Linked DNA regions of Homo sapiens: region 1 is linked to region 2. A link is an interaction called in ENCODE POLR2A ChIA-PET data of the cell type or tissue named here. Cell type or tissue: Panc1. All regions are shown on one strand. Links, peaks and the distances in the headings refer to the core of each region. The heading gives the core; the rest is flanking DNA. Region 1 holds the start of USP43 (ubiquitin specific peptidase 43). Region 2 overlaps GAS7 (growth arrest specific 7).

Region 1 (8,455 bases), core at 3,730-6,229, 290 kb after region 2:
CGTTCAGCCCCAAACCATATCATTCCATGTTTCAAAGCTCCAGGTAAGTAATCCACCTAGCTGCCCCAAACACTCTTTCCTACTTCTACAGTCTAGACCTTTACTTTTTTTTTTTTTCTTTTTTTGAAATGGAGTTTTGCTCTTGTTGCCCAGCTGGAGTGCAATGGCACGACCTTGGCTCACTGCAACCTTGGTCTCCTGGGTTCAAATGATTCTCCTGCCTCAGCCCCCTGAGTAGCTGGGATTACAGGGGCCTGCCACCACACCTGGCTAATTTTTGAATTTTTAGTAAAGATGGGGTTTCGCCATGTTGGCCAGGCTGGTCTTGAACTCCTGACCTCAGGTGATCCACCCGCCTCGGCCTCCCAAAGTGCTGGGATTACAGGTGTAAGCCACTGCACTTGGCTTAGACCTTTGCTTTTGTTCTTCCTTCCATGTGAAATCCATTCCTCTCCAGTTAATCATGATGATCTTTTAAGCCTGACACTCTTCATCTTAGCCTGGCTATAGTACCTGACAACCTTTTCAGAAAGGAGGTGACAACTTCAAGAAGCAAGACAAGATAGGGCCTTAAAAATGTCCCTCTCCATAAACAGCAATTCCACTTTTGGTGATTTTGCCTTAGGAAATGAGAGATACAACCAGAGATGTCTGTATATATCAAAGTTATCTGGGTGAAAACTTATGACATACTCAGATGGCCTTAAAATTTATGACTGATGAAATACAAATGATAAAGAAAATAATAATCCGGTCATAGAAGAAAAAATGCAAAAATACATATTTGAGATTGTTTTATGTATATATTTATAGATAGAAAAATAAAAGAGCAGAAAATACATGGCAAAATAGTAGCAAATGGTTATCATAGAATAATGGGATCATGAGCAATTGTTTTATTTTCATTTGTAAATGACAAAGTTTTTTAACAGTGAACATTGTTCTTTGTCTTTTTCCAGTTATAAAGTATTTGGCAGGTATTTCTTGGAATTTTTTTTTAATAACCTATTGATGAATACAGAAGACATTCCCCTAGAAAGTCTATGGAAACAGGCCAGGGGTGGTGGCTCACACCTATAATCCCAGCATTGTGGGGAGCCAAGGCAGGCAGGAAACGAGGTCAGGAGATTGAACCCATCCTGGCTACCAAGGTGAAACCCCGTCTCTACTAAAAATACAAAAAATTAGCCGGACGTGGTGGCGGGCACCTGTAGTCCCAGCTACTCGGGAGGCTGAGACAGAAGAATCACTTGAACCCGGGAGGCGGAGCTTGCAGTGAGCCGAGATGGTGCCACTGCACTCCAGCCTGGGCAACAGAGCGAGACTCCATCTCAAAAAAAGAAGGAAAAAAAAAAAAGAAAGTCTATGGAAACATAACTAGAACTGCACAAAGCAGTTCCCAAACAGTTAACTAGCTTGGGAAGAATTAACTGTAATATTTGGTTACTTATCTCACATCTTTTTTTTCCTTTCTTTTCTTTTCTTTTTTTTTTTTTTTTTGCGCTAAGGGCTTGCTGTGTTGACCAGGCTGAACTCCTGGCCTCAAGCGGTCCTCCCATCTCGGCCTCTCAAAGTGCTAGGATTACAGGCATGAGCCACTGTGCTCAGCCCTAGATTTGGTTATTTCTCTCCTTCAACATGGCATAACTCTACCTGTATGTATGTTTTATTTCCCAAACATTGATAATTTTTAACATTTCTTATTAAAATTATTCCTAGTTATTTCATATTTCTGGTTGTTTTCTGAATACAAATCTAATTTTATATGTTCTAAATGATTATTCCTTTGATTTTCTACCTTCTATCTGGTATCATGAATGACAGTAATAAAGCTAAAATAAGGATTTCTAGCATATTTTAGCAATTTTCTTTCTAATATTTTTTACTCCATTTCCATTTTATGTCTTACTATTTTGTCCAGAACTTCCAAAACACAAGAGTGGTGAAGAAGGCATCCTTGTTTTTAAAAAGCCAAGTCTCCAGTATATCACTGTAGATCTAAAATTGATGCTTAAGCACATAAGCTAATATAAATTCCAGATGGCTAAAATTTTAATATAACCATAGAAAAGCAGGTACGCAAAATCAAATATTTATCATAATGTCTGATATAAATAAATCGAAATCTTCCAATATTGGGGTGGGAGAAGGAGACAGTTTTGAGAAAATATTTGTAGCAAATATGACAAGAACTAAGGAACTTACAGAAACATAAAAACATTGAGACCAAAGCAGAATAGATAGATGCATAAGAACATTGAGCAGATGGGCTGGGTAAAGTGGCTCACAGGTCAGGAGTTCAAGACAAGCCTGGCCAACATGGTGAAACCCTGTCTCTACTACAAATACAAAAATTAGCCAGGCATGGTGGCGCGCGCCTGTAGTCCCAGCTACTCGGAAGGCTGAGACAGGAGAATTGCTTGAACTCGGGAGGCAGAGGTTGCAGTGAGCCAAGATTGCACCACTGCCACACTCCAGCCTGGGTGACAGAGTGAGACTCTGTCTCAAATAAAAAACAAAAAAAACAAACAAAAAAAACATCAAACAGCTGATTCCAAGAGGAGACTTGCAACTAGTAAAGAAACATGGAAAAATCGTCCACCTCGCTCCTAATCAAAGAAATAAAAATAAAAAACTATTTTTGCAAGTTTAGAAGATGATGTTATTTCTTAGGATGCAAAGGCACAAGAGCAATATAATGAACTTTGGTGACTCGAGGGGAAGGGTAGGAGACGGGTGAAGGATGAAAGACTGCACGCTGGGTCCAGTGTCCATTGCTCGGGTGCACCAAAGTCTCTGAAATCACCACTAAAGAACTTATCCATGTAACCAAATACTGCCGGTTCCCCAAAAACCTATTAAAATTTTTAAAAATATGCTATTTCTTTTTGTTCAATAAATTAATAATAAGGGATGAAGATTTATTATACAGCCTGGTGATTACAGTTAATACATTATATACCTGAAAATTGCCAAGGGAATAGATCGTAAATGTTCTCACCACAAAAACATAGGTATGTTGGCCGGGCGTGGTGGCTCATACCTGTAATGAGAGGCCGAGGCAGGTGGATCACTTGGGGTCAGGCGTTTGAGACCAGCATGGCCAACATGGCGAAACCCCGTGTCTACTAAAAATACAAAAAATAGCTGGGCATGGTGGTGCATGTCTGTAATCCCAGCTACTTGGGAGGCTGAGGCAGGAGAATCGCCTGAACCCAGAAAGTGGAGGTTGCAGTGAGCCGAGATAGCGCCCCTGCACTCCAGCCTGGGCGACAGAGTGAGACTCTGTCTCCACCACCACCACAACAACAAAAACTCAATATTTAAAAGTAAGATGGTGACTACACAGGTTCACACATTTGTTAAAACTTCCTAAATTTTATGCTTATAATGGGTACATTTCACTGTATATAGTTTAGACCTCAATAAAGTTTATTTAAAAAGTAAAAATAGAAAGATAATAAAACAGTCATACTTTTGCTTTGACTATGTAATTCCATTTGTAGGAATTAAGCTTATGGGAATAATCACAGCTGAGGACAATGATTTAAATACAAGAAACTTCAATACAGTATAATACTGGAAAATGGAAACTCCATTTCCATTTTATGTCTTACTGTTTTGTCCAGAACTTACAAAACGTAAGAGTGGTGAAGAAGGCATCCTTGTTTTTAAAAAGCCATGTCTCCAGTATATCACTGTAGATCTAAAATTGATGCTTAAGCACATAAGCTAATATAAATTCCAGATGGCTAAAATTTTTAATATAACCATAGATCTCCATAAAGAATTGGTTAATTTAATAATATATTAATTGTTAAAGACTTAATTATTAATGATTGTTGTGTATTATTAAGACTAGGAAAATGTCTTGTAACAATGCTTAAATGAGAAAAGCAGGATGTAAAACTAAAATTTTCAATTGTTTGTATATACCTTGAAACGTATCAGTATATTTACAATGGTTATCTCTAGGGGTTAAAATTACAGATCTCTTTTTTTTTCTACATTTTAACTTTTTTTTTTTTTTTTTTTACAATGTGCAACATTTAATTACATCATTAGAAAAGCACAGAAAATCAAATATTGCGTATTCTCACCTATAAGGGGGAGCTAAATCTTGGGTACACATGGACATAAGGAAGGGAACAATAGACACTGAGAACCGCAGAAGGAAGGAGGGAGGCAGGGGACAAGGGCCGAAAACCTTCCTGTTGAGCACTATGTTCACTATCTGGGTGACAGGGCCAAGAGAAGCTCAAACCTCAGCAACACACAATACACCCTTATAACAAACCTGCACATGTACCCACTGAATCTAAAATAAAAATATAAAATTTAAAAAAAAGAAAGAGAAGAAAAGAATTCTAGGTAATACCACGGACAGGACTTTTCTTTCTGTTTTTCAGAGGGAGTCTCGCTCTGTCACCCAGGCCAGAGTACAGTGGCACGATCTCGGCTCACTGCAACCTCCGCCTCCCAGGTTCAAGCAATTCGCCTGTCTCAGCCTCCTGAGTAGCTGGGACTACAGGCACACGCCACCACGCCCGGCTAATTTTTGTATTTTTAGTAGAGACAGGGTTTCACCATATTGGTCAGAAGGCTGAGGTAGGAGGATCGCTTGAGCCCAGGAATTGAAAACTGTAGTGAGCTATGATGACACCACTATACTCCAGCCTGGGTGACAGAGTGACACTCTCTCTTAAAGAGAGAGAGAGGGAAAGGAAGGAAGGAAGAAAAGAAGGGAGGGAGGGAGAGAGAGAGAGAGAGAGAGGGAGAGAGACAGAAAGAGTGGGAGAGAGAGAGAGAAAGAAAAAGAAAGAAAGAGGAAGGAAGGAAGGAAAAGAGAGAGAGAAAGAGAAACAGAAAGAGAAAGGAAAAGACAAGACTCCTTAAGAAAACCTTGTGTGGTGTGTCTGCAACTAATTCTCCAGCCTTTCCTCCCCAGCCAAGTGGGCTTTTATTCATTTATTGAACTGAAGGTCTCTCGGCCCCACCTCCTTCCCTGGTTGGCATTCCAGTTCCCAGGTCCTGGAATGCACTCTCCCATCTTCCCAAGCCCTTCATTGACACCTAATCCTTCAAAATTCAACTCAGCGGTTGGTTACCTCTCCAGGGAAGCTTTCCCTGCCCACCCCACAGGATCTCCCCCAATCCAATCACATTTTCCTGCTGTAACTGTCATAGCACCTTGTATTTGTCCTTTCTAACATGTTTCTGTTCCAATCATGTGCCTGTGTGATTATTTCATTAACATCCATTTCTACCTCTAGACCATAAGCTCCTGGAGAGCAGCCCCAGAATCTGGGTTTGTACTCATCACTCATCATGCATTCCATGCATTCCTAGTCTACTCTCTGGACATTCAATAAATATTTGTTGAACGAATGTTTCCCCATCTGTAAAATAAGAAGAGCTCACCTAGATTTCAATCCATAATATTTAAAGCCTGGATTCTGGGATCCTCCACTCCTCCCTCCAAAGCTGACTACCCAAAAATCCCAGGAAATTCCAGATTGTATCTCCCTCATTAACATATTACAAACTTGATTATCCTTCAATTCCCTGAGGCTTACTGGGAGCTCCCAGGCCCTGGGGATTTGACAGCGGGAGAGAGATAGGGAATTCTGGTGAGTCATTGAGGGTGATTACTAATTTCGGAGTTTTTTGTTTTGTTTTGCTTTGCTTTTTTGAGACGGAGTCTCGCTCTGTTGCCCAGGCTGGAGTGCAGTGGCGCAATCTCGGCTCACTGCAAGCTCCGCCTCCCAGGTTCACGCCATTCTCCTGCCCCAGCCTCCCCAGTAGCTGGGACTACAGGCGCCCGCCACCACGTCCGGCTAATTTTTTTTTTTTTTTTTTTTTTTGGATTTTTAGTAAAGACGGGGTTTCACCGTGTTAGCCAGGATGGTCTCGCTCTCCTGACCTCGTGATCCACCCGCCTCGGCCTCCCAAAGTGCTGGGATTACAGGCGTGAGCCACCGCGCTCGGCCAATTTCGAAGTGTTTTCAAACTACTGCAGCCCTCTCCCATTGCTGTGGTAACTGGATGGAAATGCATCTAGCAAGAGAAAATGTACATAAAGATTACCTCCCTCCCTGCTCTAGGTTTCTGCAGGTGAGAAGGTGTCGTGATAGAATAATGAACATTTCCTGTGGGGCTGGCACTGTGTTCTACATAGAACTCATTTAATACAACAACCGTATAACGAGGTAAGTACCATTATGGTTCTATATTAAAGATGAAGAAAGTTGCGGCACAGAGAGATCTGGTAACTTGCTCAAGGTCACAAAACTCCAGAGACCTTGCTCTTAACCACTATACTATACTGCCTCTTTCTTAAAAAGCAAATGTCACCAAAAAGAGACATTTAGTGACAACCATTTGACCCACTGGCTGCTGCAGAACAGTGCTTCACTAATGGAGGCAGGAGGGAGGAAGGTGGGGGTTGGCATCTCATGGGTCACATGGCAAACACTGCTTTCTCGGGCTGAAACTCAAGAGCGGTGATGCTTGTGGAATGAACACTGACAGGTTTCCCCCTCCCCCAAGAACAACAATCACTAGTCTGTAGGGAGCTTCAGTTCTCTGCCCAGAGCTGCGGGTTTCTTCTTCTTTTTTTTTCTTTTTTTTCTTTTTTTTTTTTTTTTTTTTGCAGGAAGCAAGCCATGTGCATCAATTATCAGGAACGCTTTAATCCAACTGGGACCCCAAACAAACACCCCGTTTTAATCCCGGGTGAAGTGATACAAACAATTTACAAAGCCTCACGACCCGGCAGCAACCCGAGTAAGTAGACCGTGATCTTGCAGACAATAAAATGCAAGCCCGTGCTCATACATTGTAGGGGATTGAATGCGCCTTAAACAAAAGGATGCTATCTCCAAAATAGCACGCTCACTGCCTTTGCTGGGCACTCAGCACGGTACCTGGCCTGTAGGTTGTCAGATTCCACTGGGCTTAGAATAAAATCCAAACTCTTTACCGTTGCCTCCTAGGTCTTACGTGATCTGGCGAAACTCATCTGCCTCCTAAGCTCCAACGCCACTGCTTTTCTTTCCCTGTCTCCAGCACTCAGCTCCTTCGGGTCTATGGCAATTGTACTTGCTGTTCCTCCTGCCTGGATTAGTCCTACAGCTTGCCCTGACTGCATCCTTCTCATCATTCAGATCTCAACGCAAGCATCACCTCCTTCCTCTGAGGCCTTGGCCTTCAACATCCCATTCCCTACCCCACATCATTCCAGACTGGAAGCTCTAGAGCTGGCATTAGAACACTGTCTGGCCCACAAGCCTTCAATACTTCAACAAATGCTTGTTGAATCCAAAAACGCTGATTACCCTTCAATCTGCCAGCTCACCCCACTCCCTCTCAAAATACCTAGGAGAATTAATTTACAAAGAAAACATAAGCAAGCGACAGCGTAACACATCGACTCAAAACAAAGCCGGTAATCCGGGGCTGAACTGGTCAACGGCATTTAAAGAAGGCCCCAAGAAAACCCTTTCCTGATCGTGCACACACTTTTCAAGAGGCGAAACCAGGGGGACAGGGCGGTCGGCGGCGCAGCGCTGCCTACCTTGAACTCCGCGGAAAGTTGGGGCGTGTATTCGCGAGTCCAGAGCGCGCGCACCAGCGCCGCCAGCTGCTCGGTGACCTCGGCGCGGCCCGGAGCCGCCCGGTAGCGCCCCAGCGCCAGGAACTCGGCCAGCAGGTCGGTGTTGCTGAGACACTGCACCACCGCGTTCATGAAACAGGTGTTGCCGTGGTTCTTCAAGCCCTGAGCGCCCGGCGGCCGCGCCCCATCGCCGGCGGGGAGCTGGAGCTGGGGCTGGGGTCCGGGCGGGCGTTCCTCCCCGGGGCTCCCGGGGGCCGCTGGAACTGGGCCCGGGGCGCAGGCGAAGCCCCCCTCACCGTCGCCATCACAGTGTCCCGGCTGGGGCCGGGGCGGTGAGTCCCCGGGGCGTGAGCGGCTGCCCAGCGCCAGCAGGAAGCGGCTGAACAGGCGGCGCAGGGAGCGGCGGCGGCGGGGCCGGGGCGCGAGCGGTCCCCCTCCTGCCGCGTCCCCGGGGCCCAGGTCCATGGCTGCCGCCGGCGCAGCTCCAGGCGCGGAGCCCCCGGGCGCGAGGCGGACGAGCGGCCAGCAGGCCCTACAGCTTCTCTAAGGCTCCTGGTGCCGGCTACCTGCGGGCCAGGTGTGCGGGGACGGGGCGGAGGCGGAGCCAAGGGCGGGGCAGCCCCGCCCCGCGCGGGAATCCGGCGGCACGACCAGCCCCCTCCAGGGCAGCGCCGGGCCACCCCTACCCCTGCCTGGTGCCGCCCCCGCTGCGCTGACTGGGAGTCTTCGTGGTCGGATTCCCCACCCTTCCTTACCTCGTAAACCGACAGACCTGGGTTTCGCCGCTGCTCCTGTTCCTCGAGCAGCCTTCAAGCAGTGGAAATTACGGAGAAATGAACA
Region 2 (8,455 bases), core at 2,510-5,009:
ACAACATGCTTAACATGGACGTGCCAGATAATACAGGACACTCCCTGGGGAGTTGCCTTGCAAATGTGTCAAAGGCCTGCCTGCCGGAAGCTACATCCAAGGCAACTTTCCTCTCCAGGGAAATAGAATCTACCTGCAGCCCTGGGCACTGCTAGGTTTCCGTGGAAGTACTTGTACCCAGCAGGCTTGACAATCAGAGGCATTGGGGGTGTGAGACAGTAGGGAGATGTTCTGTTCTGCTGCTGAGGGTCCGAGGCCACCTGGGAGTTCTGGGGCTGGAAGGGAGAGGGGACAGCACTGGGGATTGCTGGTAGTCCATCACGAGTTGCAAACGTTCATTTCTTCCTTCATTCATTTATTGGTTCAGGGGTCTTATGTTTCCCGTTCTGTGCTAGGAACTGTGTAAACGACAGCTCTCGTCTTCACAGCTCTAGGAGACCGGAGAAAATGTCCTACTTTGCAGATGAGGAGATGGAGGTCCAGACAGTTTTGTTCATTCATTTATCCAACAAGTATTTATTAAGCACCTACTGCATGTCAGGTAGACAGACAAGAGCCATGTGGTCTCAGAGCTTATGGTCTAGTGGGTTCCTTTCCACGGCTGAGGTGTGCAGGGCAGCAGGGCAGACCCACGATCTGGCACTGGAGAGCTGATGTGTGTTGGGTTTTCTCTCTTTGCAGGATAAAGATTGAAGAAGACTATGCGAAGAACTTAGCTAAGCTCTCTCAGAACTCCTTGGCTTCACAGGAGGAAGGGTGAGTGGGTAGGAGAGAGGTGGGAGTGGGGAGGATGGGGGGTCACTGAGGAAGGGAAATCAGCCACTATCACTGATCACTGGCATGGCCCCACTTTGGATGGGGAGCTCTCCATAGGCCTGGCTCAAGGTGGGCACTCATGGCTCAGGTAGGTGCTCATGACTTGGGTGGGCACCCATGACTCAAGGTGTGGGCATCCACACTCAAAAGGGCACTTCCAGCCGGGCGGGTGGCTCACACCCATTATCCCAGCACTTTGGGAGGCCGAGGCGGGTGGATCACAAGGTCAGGAGTTCGAGACCAGCCTGGCCCACATAGTGAAACCCCATCTCTACTAAAAATACAAGAATTAGCCGGGCATGGTGATGAGTGCCTGTAGTCCCAGCTACTTGGGAGGCTGAGGCAGGAGAATGGCGTGAACCCAGGAGGTGGAGCTTGCAGTGAGCTGCGATCGGGCCACTGCACTCCAGCCTGGGCGACAGAGCGAGACTCCGTCTCAAAAAAAAAAAAAGGCACTTCCACATTGTCTTCTCTTTAGTGACCAAGAGCCACGTTCCAGATGTTGAAGTATGTCAGAATCCCCTCTGGTCTGACCCCTGGTAGCTGGGCAGCAGCCTCTAGATGCCCACTCCAGCCTCCCTTTGTCTAGGGGCAGGCTGGGAGGAAGCTGCGTATGAGAGGGTATTGTACCTGGCCGCTTTGTCTGGAGCTCTCTCCTGTGGGCTTGAGGCATAGGCTCCCTTCCCGCTAATGCTGTGACTGTCCAGACCTCCTTGAGTGGGACCTGGGCTGGGAGAAGCTTAACCCAACCCTCCCAGCCACAGAAGGACTCCTAGTGGGTAAAAAAGTCTCAGCCCTTATGCACCCCTGGGGGAAATGGAATATGGTACAGCCGCTGTGGAAAACAATCTGGTTGTTCCTCAAAAAGCTAAACATAGAATTACCATGTGACCCAGCAATTCCATTCCTAGGCTTATACCCAAAAAAACTGAGTACAGGCACTCAAACTAATACATGTATACACATGTACACAGCAGCAATATTCATAATAGCCAAAAGGTGGAAACAACCCACATTCCACCCAGGGATGACTGGATAAACAAATGGTGGTGTATGCACAATGGATACCCATGGATAGACAATGGAATATTACTCAGCCATGAAAAGGAATGGAACACTAATACATGCTACTGTGTGGATGAGCCTCGAAAACATTCTGCTAAGTTACAGAAGCCAGGCACAAAAGGTCTCATAGTGTATGATTCCATTTATGTAAAATGCCCAGAACAGGCAAACCCATGGAAACAGAAAGTGGATTGTCATTTGCCAGGGGCTGGGGGAGGAGGGGAATGGGTTGTGACTGCTTAAAAGTTACCGGGTTTCCTTTTGGGGTGTGTATTCATCTGCTTGGGCTGCCACAAGATGTCCCAGACTGGGTGGCTGAAACTACAGACATTTATTTTCTCGTGGCTCTGGAGGCTGGGAAGTCCAAGATCAAGGTGCCAGCAGGGTTGGTGCCTGGTAAGGACTCTCCCATTGGGTTGCAGATGGCCGCCTTCTGATTGTGTGTTCATGCAGCCTTTCCTTGGTGTGTGCTCAGAGAGAGAGAGAGAGGGAGCTCTGTGATGTCTATTTTTTTTTTTTTTTTTTTTTTTGAGACAGAGTCTCGCTCTGTCGCCCAGACTGGAGTGGCCTGATCTCAGCTCACTGCAACCTCCACCTCCCAAGTAGCTGGGACTACAGGCATGTGCCACCATACCTGGCTAATTTTTTGTATTTTTAGTAGAGACGGGGTTTCACCATGTTGGTCAGGCTGGTCTAGAACCCCTGAACTCAAGCAGTCCACCCTCCTTGGCCTCCCAAAGTGCTGGAATTGTAGGCGTGATCCATCGCGCCTGGCCAATGTCTATTTTTATAAGGACACTAATCCTATCAGATCAGGGCTGCACCCTTATGACCTCATTTAACCTTAATTACTTCCTTAAAGGCCCCATTGCCAAATGCAGCCACATTGTGGGTTAGGGTTTTAACCTAAGAATTTTGGCAGGACATAAACCTTTAGTCCATACTAGCATGACGAAAATGTTTTGGAACTAGATAGAGGTGGTAGTTGCACTCACAAAACAGGCGTTTGATTTGGTCTCGTCCTAAATGCGCCTGGATCGATCACTTTTCAACGGTTAATTTTATGTTATATGAATTTCACCTCTGTAAAAAAAAACAGAAAGACTCTCAGGAGGTTAGAGTTGAAAAGGTCCCCAGAGGTCCTCTCCGTTCTGACCTCCCTCTGGTGCTGGTCTGTTTGAATTCCTTCTCCAAGGGGGAGTGAACCCCCGAGGAAGGAAGACGTTCTGTTGTGGGATGGTTGTGGTCGTCAGCGAGCCATGATGTTAAACCAGTCCAAATCTGCCTTCGTGGCTTGAAATCCTTCAGGAGACTGAGATTTTGCCAACCCAAATGTGGCTTTGATTAAGCCCTCCACATGGGTTGGCTGTGCAGCCAGGCGGCCTCCTTTGAATGGTTCTCACCCTCCCTGCCAGCCACAGACCGCAGGGCGGCCCAGCAAGACCAGCGTCCCTTCCACAGATGTAAATGAGGTTAGTTCATTCCTGGCCTCCTTCTGCTCCATGCACGGGGCCTGAGATAGGGGCAGGAAGGGGGCACATAGAGGAGCAGCTCTTGCTGCCTGGCAAGGGGCTTTCCTAAGTATCCCCGTGCCCTGCAACCACTGTGCCACTCCGGAGTCTTCCGGCTTCCATCTCTCCAGCCTGGGCTGCTGCCAAGGACACTGTGTCCTGGCCAACATGCACAGCATATGCTCCTCACCCGAGCAGTCCAGCTCCATAAGTCAGGCCCACACTACCATACTGTACACACATGCCCGGACAAACACAGAGACAAACACAACGCAAGCTCACATACATGCATCAGGGCCACTGCCTCGTAGGTGTACACATTACTCTGTGTGTGCATGCACGCACAGCAGCCCCATGCACACACTCCTGCAGCAGGCACTGGAACATGAACACATGAGCCCCCTACGTACAACGTGCAAAGACACTGATTTACATTTACACACAGCTTTGGACATTTAACCCTATCTCCTTGAAGACTTTCAAAGCAAAGCAGGAGTCTAGAAATTTGGAGCAGTTGAGGAAGATGCTGCTCAGGGAGGCTGGAGAGGCTTTTGCAATTCAACTTCTGTGTCCAAATTAGATTTCACAGGACATGTGCACATTGGTAAATAAACAGAATTCGGTTGTTTATTCTGCCTTTAGTTTTTCTCTCCTATGTGGAAAGGAAATGCGATTTTGGTTTTCCTAGTTGGCAGTCATGAAAACAACATGCATTTTGATTTGGCGTACCTGAAACTGTATGTTGGAACAGAGATGCACCTCAGGTTTTGTTTTGTTTTTCATTAACCGTTTATCAGATGAAAAATCTCTTTTCAAATGAGAGAATTTGTAAGTAGCTTTTTAATAAATGGTGATGTGACTCCAAAGAGCCTGGAATATTGGAGAGCAGGGAGGCATTCACCAAGGATGCACTGGCTCAGAGGGGCCCCTCTGAATGTCTGGAGACATGTCTTCCCACTTAGCAGTGTCTGGCCTGGAGGTAGAGCTGAGGACGTTGTGTTGGGTGGGGGAAAACCATGGTTCTTCCTTTCATCCCAGTTGCCCAGAGATGACATTCTCAGGCCACCACGACTGTCCCTGGGCCATTTACCTGCCATGTGCTCTGCTGACAGTAGACTGACAGCTCTGTGGAAAGATGCATGTGCTCATACAAAGTCTGGGCACCGCCTGGGGCCTTTTTGGCTCTGTGACTCTTGTTCATACCTCCCACAGGCTGCTGTGTGTGGCTCAGCTGCAGGGGCAAACCCCTCTCACTTCCCTTTAATCCAGTTCCCATTCCTCCCAGGACAACCTTGGTATGCTTCAAATAGTGTTGGCTTTCACCCTAGAGCTAGGAGGCATCTTGAGATAATTTGTGTGTATGGTGTGAGGTAGGGCCGAGATTCCTTTTCCTCCTGTGGATGTACGGTTGTCTCTGCACCATTTGTTAAAAAGATCATCTGTTTCCCCCATGGAAACACCCTAACCTCTTTGCTGCAGTCAATCGGCCCTAGCTGGGTGACTTTGTGTTCTGTTCCGCTGATCTGTGTAACTGCCAGGACTACTCCTGCCACCCCTGGACCTCCTACCCACCTGTTGAATCAGGTGGGGCACCCAAGCCACCCAGAGGGGGTGGAGTGCCCCAGTACAGCTTCCTGGATCTCAGGCCCTTCAGGCAGAGACAATTGTCAACAGCTTGGATTGCCCCGTTTCATACTCCAGTGCTTCTCTGGTGGCTTCCCCTGCCAGGATCACTGAGGGGACCTTTCTTTGCTGCTAGACTCCTAGATAAAATCAGGCAGTCATTTCCCATAAACACCCACCTCGGCCTGAGCCTGCGCCACCACCACACAGGGCTGGCCAGCCATCAGAGGGATCTGCTGTGCACTGTTGGGCAATTCTTCGCTGCTGGCTGCTCTGCTCCAGACCCAGAAGCCTCACCACATGCTGTCTTTTATTCAGCTTTTGCCACTCGACTTTAATGAATTCTCTGGGGGAAGTGGCTTTTGGATGATATTAAGTCAACAGAACATTCAGCCTGGATTTACTGGCTGTGTTGAAGAGGCTGGGAGCAAGAAAGCGGGGGTATCACTTGGAAGGGTCATGCGGTTAAAGAGCTCCAAATCATAGAGAATGTAGCCTGGGGCCTGCATTGGCAAGTCTTAGGGACTTCAGGAGATTTCTTCTACGTGAAGCCTCTCCTTGGAGTGGAGAAGTGATGCTGCTAAGAGGACTTGGCCCTTCTCTAGTAAGCTGTGGGCAGCATCAGGGCTCACAGCTAGAGAAGCAGTGCTAGAGGAGACCGTGCTTCCTAGGATGGCCGTGGGAGCCTTCTCTGCCCTGTGGCTGCATCTAGGTCACTAGACCCACACAGTCCATCTTCCCCACTCCTGGAAGCCAAGGAGCTGGGTTTTTCCTATAAGCAGCGCTGTGTGATACCTGCTGTTTGAAAAGAGCTTCTCCGGCTGGGCATGGTGGCTTATGCCTGTAATCCCAGTACTTTGGGAGGCCGAGGTAACCCCTCCCTGCAGCTGCTCTCAGTTGGTCAGGAGTTCGAGACCGGCCTGGCCAACATGGCAAAACCCCGTCTCTACTAAAAATATAAAAATTAGCCGGATGTGGTGGCACACGCCTGTAATCCCAGCTACTCGGGAGGCTGAGACAGGAGAATCGCTTGAACCCAGGAGGCAGAGGTTGCCATGAGCCAAGATCGCGCCATTGTACTCCAGCCTAGGCGACAGAGCAAGACTGTCTCAAGGAACAAACTAATAAACAAATGAAAAGAGCTTCTCCCTGGAATAGAACCTGTTTTCCTTCCTTGATTTATTAGCAGATGCTTGCACCCCTCATCAGCAAACCAGGGAGGGGTGATGTGAAAGCTCTGGGGACAGTGACGGCCCAGGGGTCAAGGCCCTCACTGCAGCTGAGGCTTTGGAATGTCCCCACACCTGCTTCCGGCACCTTCCTGGGTCCTTTCGAGCCTCTGGATTTCTAGGAATCCCCACCCCCCCCACCTCTTGGCTGTGCGCCACAGTCTGTTTCCTTAGCTCCAGAGGTAAGGTGAGCTCACTTGGACCTTGGTGGCTCATCTGACTCTGTGAGTTGAAACGTGATGCTCATGTCTGGTTTCTGCCTGACTTCTGCCTCATCCGCGTCCACATTCTCAGCTGTCATATACCTCCCCGAGACCTGGGGTGGAGCCCCACCATCCTGCCTCAGGAAGGGCTTTGGCTTGTGACCTGAGTCTCATGGTCTTTGTGTTGCAGCTCCTTGGGAGAGGCGTGGGCCCAGGTGAAGAAGAGCCTGGCGGACGAAGCAGAAGTTCACCTCAAGTTCTCTGCCAAGGTAACCCCTCCCTGCAGCCACCCTCAGTTGGTCTTACACACTGGGGTACTAAAAAATAGTTAACAACTGTCTCTCCAGTTTGCCGTTTGCCATTTTCCCTGGTGTAAACTTCAGGCTATCAACATGAAGTCACGGAATACGGAGTTGGGAAGAGATATCTGCCCAGTGGCTCACCATGAGGTGGTGCATTTTTGTATAGACACAGTAGCACAAATAACCATCAATATCCACCAAGAGCATGGAAAATAGTAAAGTGTAGTTAGGAGGTGGTAAGTGCTAGGTATTTATTGCCTTTGTTTTTTATGTTTTGTTATTTTTAAAAAGACAAGGTCTCACTGTGTTGCCCAGGCTGGAGTGCAGTGACATGATCATAGCTCACTGCAGCCTCAGCCTCCTGGGCTCAAACGATTCTCCCACCTCAGCCTCCCAAGTAGCTGGGACAACAGGTGTATGCAACCATGCCTGGGTAATTTTTTTATTTATTTGTAGAGATGGGGTCTCGCTATTTTCCCCAGGCTGGTCTTGAACCTCCTGGCTTCAAGCAGTCTTCCTGCCTCTACCTCCCAAAATGCTGGGATCACAGACATGAGCCACTATACCTGGCCTATTACCTTCGTTTTTAATATAATTTTTATTCAATTATAAGTTCATATCATTTCCTTTTTGATAATGGCCGTGTTTAACAACCAGCAAACAGAATTCCTGAAAATTTAACATTCAGCTCTTGGGAGCCACTGGGAGCAGGCCTTAGCACACCTGCCCAGTTTCTCAGGGCAGCCCCTGAGTGACGAAGCCCTGCTTTCTTTTTGCCTGGCTTTCAAAGGGATGGAGTAGGATGTCCTGTCTCTTCCTAGTGTCAGGGAACATTAGGTTATGCCAAAGGGAGAATTTTTTTTAAATTTGTGGTTGTTGCAAAATTTCAGAACAAGTAAAGGGTCCTTCTTTATTTATTTATTCATTTATTTATTGATTGATTTATTGATTTATTGATTTTGAGACAGAGTCTTGCTTTGTCGCCCAGGCTGGAGTGCAGTGGTGCGATCTCAGCTCACTGCAAGCTCCGCCTCCCGGGTTCAAGTGATTCTCCTGCCTCAGCCTCCCGAGTAGCTGGGACTACAGGCGCCTGCCACCACACCCAGCTAATTTTTTGTATTTTTAGTAGAGATGGGGTTTCACCGTGTTGGCCAGGCTGGTGTTGAACTCCTCACCTCATGATCCACCCTCCTCCGCCTCCCAAAGTGCTAGGATTATAGGCGTGAGCCACCACTCCCGACCATAAAGCATCCCTCTTTCATTTAATTCTGAAGATACTAGTGCCAGGACTCGAGGGCAGGGTGTTTCTGTCCTATTCCCATCCTCAGGGCTCAGGATGGTGTCTTGCATGTAGTAGATGCTTAATAAATATTTTCTTATTGAGTCATGAATGAACAGAGCCCTCTGACTATCTCCACCCCACCCCCAGTCTTTTCAGGTCTGCTTTCTCTCAAGATTTCTCCATGTTTCCAAGTGACTCTCCCTTCCCCACTCCCTGGCACATACCTCCAGGTTTTCTCTCCGACTCTCAGCTAATTTTTAGATGAAAAATAAACTAAATCTCTCAGTGAAGTAATCCACTCTAAAGTGTACATGATTGGTGGGGCTACCCATTAACAGGCTTGCCTTTTAAAGAAAGGGGCCAGGCGTGGTGGCTCACGCCTGTAATCCCAGCACTTTGAGAGGCTGAGGTGGGTGGATCATGA

Evidence for each region. Peaks named below come from ENCODE experiments on the same cell type or tissue, not always from the same donor. Only the 100,000 strongest peaks of a DNase experiment are listed, where the experiment ranks them.
Region 1: POLR2A ChIA-PET joins it to region 2 with 11 read pairs; 2 of 35 experiments call an interaction of 5 or more read pairs at or near these places.

Annotation. Positions count from the first base shown.
Region 1 is chr17:9,645,258-9,653,712 of GRCh38, reverse strand. USP43 (ubiquitin specific peptidase 43) reads right to left here and starts at 8,196. Exons shown (of 15, transcript NM_153210.5): 1 at 7,577-8,196. The coding sequence starts at 8,080. It overlaps LOC107985011 (a long non-coding RNA gene), which reads left to right and starts at 4,023. Exons shown (of 3, transcript XR_001752790.2): 1 at 4,023-6,209; 2 at 6,656-6,786; 3 at 6,996-7,608. LOC124903924 (a long non-coding RNA gene) reads left to right here and starts at 8,286. Exons shown (of 2, transcript XR_007065615.1): 1 at 8,286-8,455. It also overlaps a transcript of CFAP52 not described here. RefSeq lists enhancers at 5,419-6,618, 7,308-7,955 and a silencer at 8,264-8,323. In Panc1, for the core only: no CTCF peak of the experiment used is centred there; no DNase peak of the experiment used is centred there; H3K4me3 peaks cover 1,911 bases; H3K27ac peaks cover 2,218 bases.
Region 2 is chr17:9,932,427-9,940,881 of GRCh38, reverse strand. GAS7 (growth arrest specific 7) reads left to right here. Exons shown (of 14, transcript NM_201433.2): 8 at 682-756; 9 at 6,638-6,716. Among named protein-coding and RNA genes, the nearest start is that of RCVRN, 31 kb to the right of the region's middle. In Panc1, for the core only: no CTCF peak of the experiment used is centred there; no DNase peak of the experiment used is centred there.